Regions from separate parts of the Mus musculus genome. Here region 2 is linked to region 1. A link is a loop called in an ENCODE intact Hi-C map of the cell type or tissue named here. Cell type or tissue: left cerebral cortex. All regions are shown on one strand. Links, peaks and the distances in the headings refer to the core of each region. The heading gives the core; the rest is flanking DNA. Region 1 has its middle 3.4 kb from the start of Ikzf2. Region 2 overlaps Gm28497 (a long non-coding RNA gene).

What was found. A loop is a pair of places that touch in the nucleus more often than their neighbours do. Peaks named below come from ENCODE experiments on the same cell type or tissue, not always from the same donor. Only the 100,000 strongest peaks of a DNase experiment are listed, where the experiment ranks them.
Region 2: it touches region 1 in a loop (2.8-fold over the local background); 1 of 42 quality-filtered maps calls a loop at or near these places.

Annotation. Positions count from the first base shown.
Region 1 is chr1:69,687,883-69,690,806 of GRCm38, reverse strand. No RefSeq gene overlaps it. Among named protein-coding and RNA genes, the nearest start is that of Ikzf2, 3.4 kb to the right of the region's middle. In left cerebral cortex, for the core only: a CTCF peak has its summit at 1,593 (motif pointing right); DNase peaks (open chromatin) are centred at 1,606 and 2,551; H3K4me3 peaks cover 198 bases; H3K27ac peaks cover 138 bases.
Region 2 is chr1:69,435,237-69,438,160 of GRCm38, reverse strand. The region is part of intron 2 of Gm28497 (a long non-coding RNA gene); the gene reads right to left. Among named protein-coding and RNA genes, the nearest start is that of Gm28497, 5.5 kb to the right of the region's middle. In left cerebral cortex, for the core only: no CTCF peak of the experiment used is centred there; DNase peaks (open chromatin) are centred at 910 and 1,577.

The sequences.
Region 1 (2,924 bases), core at 179-2,678:
CATACTGAAAATAAAACCAAAACTTAAAAATGTAGATTTAATTCCCTGAGCAAAACAAGATAAAAATGAGATCTCTATCTAAGTTTCTTTAAAGGGAATTGTTTTTAAAGCTAAAACAATTAACACAAACCGTTCAGGGGAGAAAAAAATCTTACTTTATTATGTGTCTTTTAGCCACAGTGCCTTGTAAAGTTTTCATTTTGCTAATTAAACTTAGTGGTTGTAAAATTAAATGGGCTGCACTCGCTAGTCACCTGGTTTCCTGCATTGTCATCGAGAAATAATTTGTTCTGAAGTTGAGGCACCATGAAAGTGCATTTTAATCGAGACTACCTTTATACAGTAATTTGCATTTTTTTATGCTTTTAGCTCCCTTTACAATTGATATTTTTCAATAAATTTGATAATATCTAGGAAAACACCAACAGCCTTTGTATGGATAAGCTAGAACTAACACACTAAGGACACCTGTATCATGACTTACAAGCTAAGGGCTGACCCAATTCATTAGGGAGTCAGAATTTGTCATCGCTATTTTTGTTCCTTGACAATAGCTTAACACATGGAAGGAGCATATGTGTTTTTCCATTTACACAACCATTCAGTAAGTGTTTATTGTCCGTTTAGTGCCAAACAGTGTGCTGGGTCTGAGAAGATAATGAACTATATAAGACATCATCTCTGCCTTTTACACGAGTAAACTCTAGCCAGGCAGTGGTAGCACACATCTTAAATCGCAGCATTGGGGAGGCCTAGGCAGGTGAATCTCAGAAGCCAGCCTGATCTTCAGTGGGTTCCAGCATAGCCAGGGGTACACAGAGAAACCCTGTCTTGAAAAACCAAATCAGACAAATAAGAAAGACAAAACAAACAAAGAAAAACCAAGAGTAAATTCTATTCGGAGAGCTAGGTTTTCTTTTTAAAACCAACATGTGAGCAGAATACCTACAACCATGTTGCATTGGAAATATGTCAGGTCCTGGAACAATGGTGGGAAGGATCAGCTTCCATAGTTTGAACAGAGAGAGTGAGAAGGAGACAGCAATCAGAGCAATGCTTTGCTCTGATGGTATACCTGTCCCCAAAGTGAAGATTTAACCTTCCAGCAAGATAAGGAGAACTAGACTCTCCTGGTGCTATCTTTTCTTGCACAGTTCAAGCATATAACTGCCTAACAAATTGCATACAGAGTAGCTATGGCTAAGGGCATAAGTAAATCCATTCTTTAACCACTACCAAAATATCGTGAAGGGAAATCTTGGCCAACGTGAATTGCTACGGTTTATATGTGGTCACTTTCTCATGAATGCATTAGATTGTGAGTCCAGGTGCCAAGGTCAGACTTCAGAAATATTAAACTGAACTACCCAATTTAGCTTGTAAACACATTCATGACTTCTTCAGAAAACCTGAATTCATTGTAGTCTCTGAATGAGAAAGGAACATGGGATGTTTTTTAAAAAAAATCTAATTCCCACTCTTCAGAATGCCCTCCTAAAATTTGGGCTTCATGAGTTCCTGCCTAAATAGCTCTCTCTTGGGGGACGACTGTGTCTGCTAATAAACTGTCCGAAGGTTTAACCACTAGGGGGAGAGGGTGTGCCTCTGGTGGCTAGGGAACCAATGGCAGCAAATCGGTACACGGATAAGCTAGGAGAGATCTAGATCAAGCAGTGGTCAGCTAGGTGCAAGGACCACATCAAGTGTGGTAGTTTGGTAACTTAGGATGGCTTCTCCAGATCTCACAATGAATCTTCTTCTGCAGACGGATTCTGTGGCTTTTAACTAGGAAGACTTTAGTACTGAATGTTTAAGTCTTTCCCAAGGACCACCATGACTTTGCAGATACGCTGACACTTTTCAAGTGGGAAGGAACACTCTGAGAACTTCTTTCACACTTCATAGTATGTCACCTTTTCTATACTGTAGCGTCACACGCGCCAGCTTTCTGAATTTGCTGTCTGTTGAATTGATTAGAAAGACTCGACTCCTAGATTCTCTTTAGTTTGACCTTTCCAAATCTAACGTTAAGTGTGTGTGTGGGGGGGGGGGGCGGGGGCGGGGATTTTATTCAGAGAGCTGAGGAGTAGGTAAAAATGTTAGTTTTAACAATGTCACAGATATTGCAACTTTAAAGAAAATCATCAGGAAATTATTGAAAACCCGAGCACAAGTGGTTTACTCCCAATGAAATGATTATTTGCTTTAAATCATCATTTTCTATAATTAAAAAAAATGAACTGAACCTATAAGAACAAATTGCTTAGTAACTACAATAGATATAATAAGGTTGTAAAAAGTGAAAATAGATACACTGGACATTATTAGTGTATTCATTGTATACCACTGTGAACCTTTGCTCACACCAGAATCTAAACACAAGGCAGAGCGGTGCTTAAGGTGAAAGTTGATTTTATTTTCAATGTGTCATATGGCTTGCTTCCATGGAAAAGGGGGAAGGGAGAAAACTCTCAGCAACTATTTCTGGGATTCTTTAAAGGAGTGGGAGGCACAGCGCCTGCTCCTCTTTCAGCATTGATTTTCAACACAATATGCGATACGGTTTCTCAGAAATGTTGTTTGGCACTCCTGATAATTTCATGTGATTTCAAACTTAAACCACTCAGACTACACAGTTCAGTATTTTCAGCTCCTTTCATTTTCCTTTTCCCTTTAATTATAGAATTCTTTATTCCCCTTTCTGTGGTCAAGAAAGATAGTAAATGCTGCTATTTGTAGATTGAAAATGCATTTATTTTCTCAGGACGATTCCTATGCTCTTCGCCCAACAAATGTAAACGTCGTGATTGGCATAAGGCTAGGCTACACTTCCAGGCTAACAACTTTTTCGAACCTCACGGTTCCTTTGACTCGGGTGGATGTGGCACACGCCGGGACAGGGGTGGATATAAACAGCAAGTAAA
Region 2 (2,924 bases), core at 306-2,805, 250 kb after region 1:
CTGCTGGAACTTCAAACCTGTTGCCATTTGTGCTTGCTGGTGAATAAATTCAAAATGTTCTGAGTATGGAGTCTGACGTTACGAATAAATGTTAGTAAGCAGATTGAGTTCACAAAGACGTATCGACAAAGAGAGTCGGTAGGGCTAGCTAGCTAGTTCAGAGGGTAAGAGTGCTCACTGCACAAACATGAGGACCAGAGTTCAAATCTCCAGCACCGATATGAAAAGCTGGGCGTGGCTGCGCATGCCTGTAAAGCAAACATTGCAGAGAGGAGGCAGTCGGATCCCGAGAGCTTCCTAGCCAGTCAGTCTAACCAAAGTAGTGAGCTTCTGGTTCAGTGACAGGTCCTGTCTCAAGGCAATAAACTGAGCATGAGTAAATGAAGGCTACTAGGACCCTCTGCCTCCCCTCTGCCTGTGCTCACAGGGGCATGAACCTGCACACTCACATACATGCTATAGGGTGGGGCAGGACAGGACAGGGCAGGGCCGAGGGAGCGAGGAAGGAAGGGAGACAAGGAAGAAGGAAGGAGGGAAGACCAATACATAATATACAAAGGACAAAACAAACACGAAAAGAATTTTAATCCTGTGCCCACTGATATCCCCATGGGATACAGCGGGGGTTCAGTAGACCCAGGTCTTACACCGGGAAGCTCAGTGGTCAGTTACTAGCGCAATCATCCACTTAGATTCGAGCCATGCCATTTGGAAGCCACTGAGGCATTTTTGATGATAGTTCTGAGGCGAAGTCAACCCAAGTGTAAGAAATTGAAAATTACTGTGTCACAAAATTAAATCAGTCCGAGGGATAACAACTTAAAATGAATGTTAGTAACAACATATGATAGTAGGTCCAAAATTGGAAAGGAGTAGGAATTGGAAGATGCTTTTGCACGCATGCCAGCTTTTCATTTCAGCGTAACTGTTGCTATAATATCCTCCCACTAACTTTTTCATATGAAGTGCTATAATCCCACGCAGTCCACATGATGCTCTGTGCTATTAAGTGAAGTGACAGAAAAATAAGCGAGAGAACAGCAGGGTTATAGCTCCCAAAGACTTGGAATCCATATCTAGAAAACACGTGGTACAAATCACAGAATACAGAAGTTCGGAGCACGCTAAGTGTCTAGGAGTTGATACATGGTGAATAAACTTCACAATGCCCTCTCATTATCAGTGGGCTTGTATCTCATTTAAAGTCCACGCAAAATGATTGCTGTGGTGTATCGTGTATTGGGGTGTTTTATAGTCTACGGGTTATAGCATGTTTGGTTTCCCGGGAAGAGTTTAAGTTTCAAAAGATACAAATAGAAATGTGTATTGACAAGTACAGGAAATATGATGTTATTAATGCTGTTGTACAGGCAGAAGCTGATTTTTATGCAGGCAAAAAAGAGAATGTTTAAAATAGTTCAGATTAACAGCAGGATTGTGGACCCCTCTGAATGGCAGAAGACCTCACAGAGATCTGGATATGCCCAAGCCTGTGAAGTCTGAAGTTCAAGGAATTCAATTCCATGTATAGCAAAGCCATCTCTCTCACAATTTTCTAACCAGCGAACATTGCGTGGGAAATTGGTTCCATATGGTTTCAAGTCATTTATGCAACTTGAATAATTAAAATATTCGTTGGTAAGAGCCGCCTGGTGTCTTTAGAGTCAGGAAATTATCTTATGCCAAAAGTAGACAAACTCAAAAACCCAAAGGTCAAGTTAAGTTTGAAATTTCACATTCCAAAATGCAATTATCCTAACAAAAATTGCTCTATATTCCCCTCTTATCACACAGTAGAGAAGTGAAAAGCCCCTTTATTCTTGGGCAACGTAGTTACTCGTTTTCATACTTGAAGAGGGTCTGCTTATATATCTTTCCTTTGCTAAATCTACAGCTAAATATTACTGGAAAACTTCCTAGAGCAGTAATGACATTTTCAATAAAGTTCTGTCAGCTGTTTTTAGAATAATAAATACATTTTCTTTCAATATATCTAAATATTTCTACTAGGAGTTGCAATCATAATTCCCATTTTGTAGATTTTTGAATCAAGGGCTTCATATATTAGGTAGCCCAAGAGAGCATATTCTAACTGAGTAGACTGCCTTTAATGCTTTAGACACGCTTACTGTTTGGCAGGCATTAAGGAGCCAGAAAATAACATTAGTCCCAGTGAAAAATTGTACAAAGCCACAGTTAATCTATGTACTTCTGGAAAAAGAGATTTGAGTAAAATATAATAAGGAGGACAGCTGAAAATTTGACAGTGTTTTTCTTGCTCATCGATAAATTTGAGTTGAAGACCTGTATTCAAATTCTGACTCTCCCATGCATAGCTAGCTCTTTCTATGACTTTAAGCAAGTTGTTTGATCTGAGTTTCCATTCTTCTTCTCTAAAGGGTTTTACATTGAAAACTAGGGGTTGGGAGATGCTTGGTATGTCAACCTGAAATAAGTCCCCAGAGCCCATGTAAAAAGAGCTGGCTGCTGGTGTATGCTTACTATCCTAGTACTGGTGAGGCAGAAACTGTCGGGTCCCTGGGTCTGACCTAGTCTATCTAAAGGGTTCCAGGCCAACATGTGCCCTTGTTGCATAAAGATGGATTCTACTTGAGGAATGAAATTCAAGGTTATCTTCTGGCTTCTACATGCCCACATATGCAGAAGCACCCATAGAAATGGAAAGGTACTATATAAATTAATAATAATATAATAATAATAATAATAATAATAGCAGGAATTATACAGAAAAAATAACGATGTATCCCCACTTCTAATGAAACTGGAAATAAATGAACCAATTTTATTATTTATTTTATCTGTTTGGTATTAGAAATGTTTTTCTCATCCTCATTGTAACATAAAATTTTACAGAGTACTAAACCATTATAAGAATTATTTTTTAAAAAAATTACAAGCCGGGC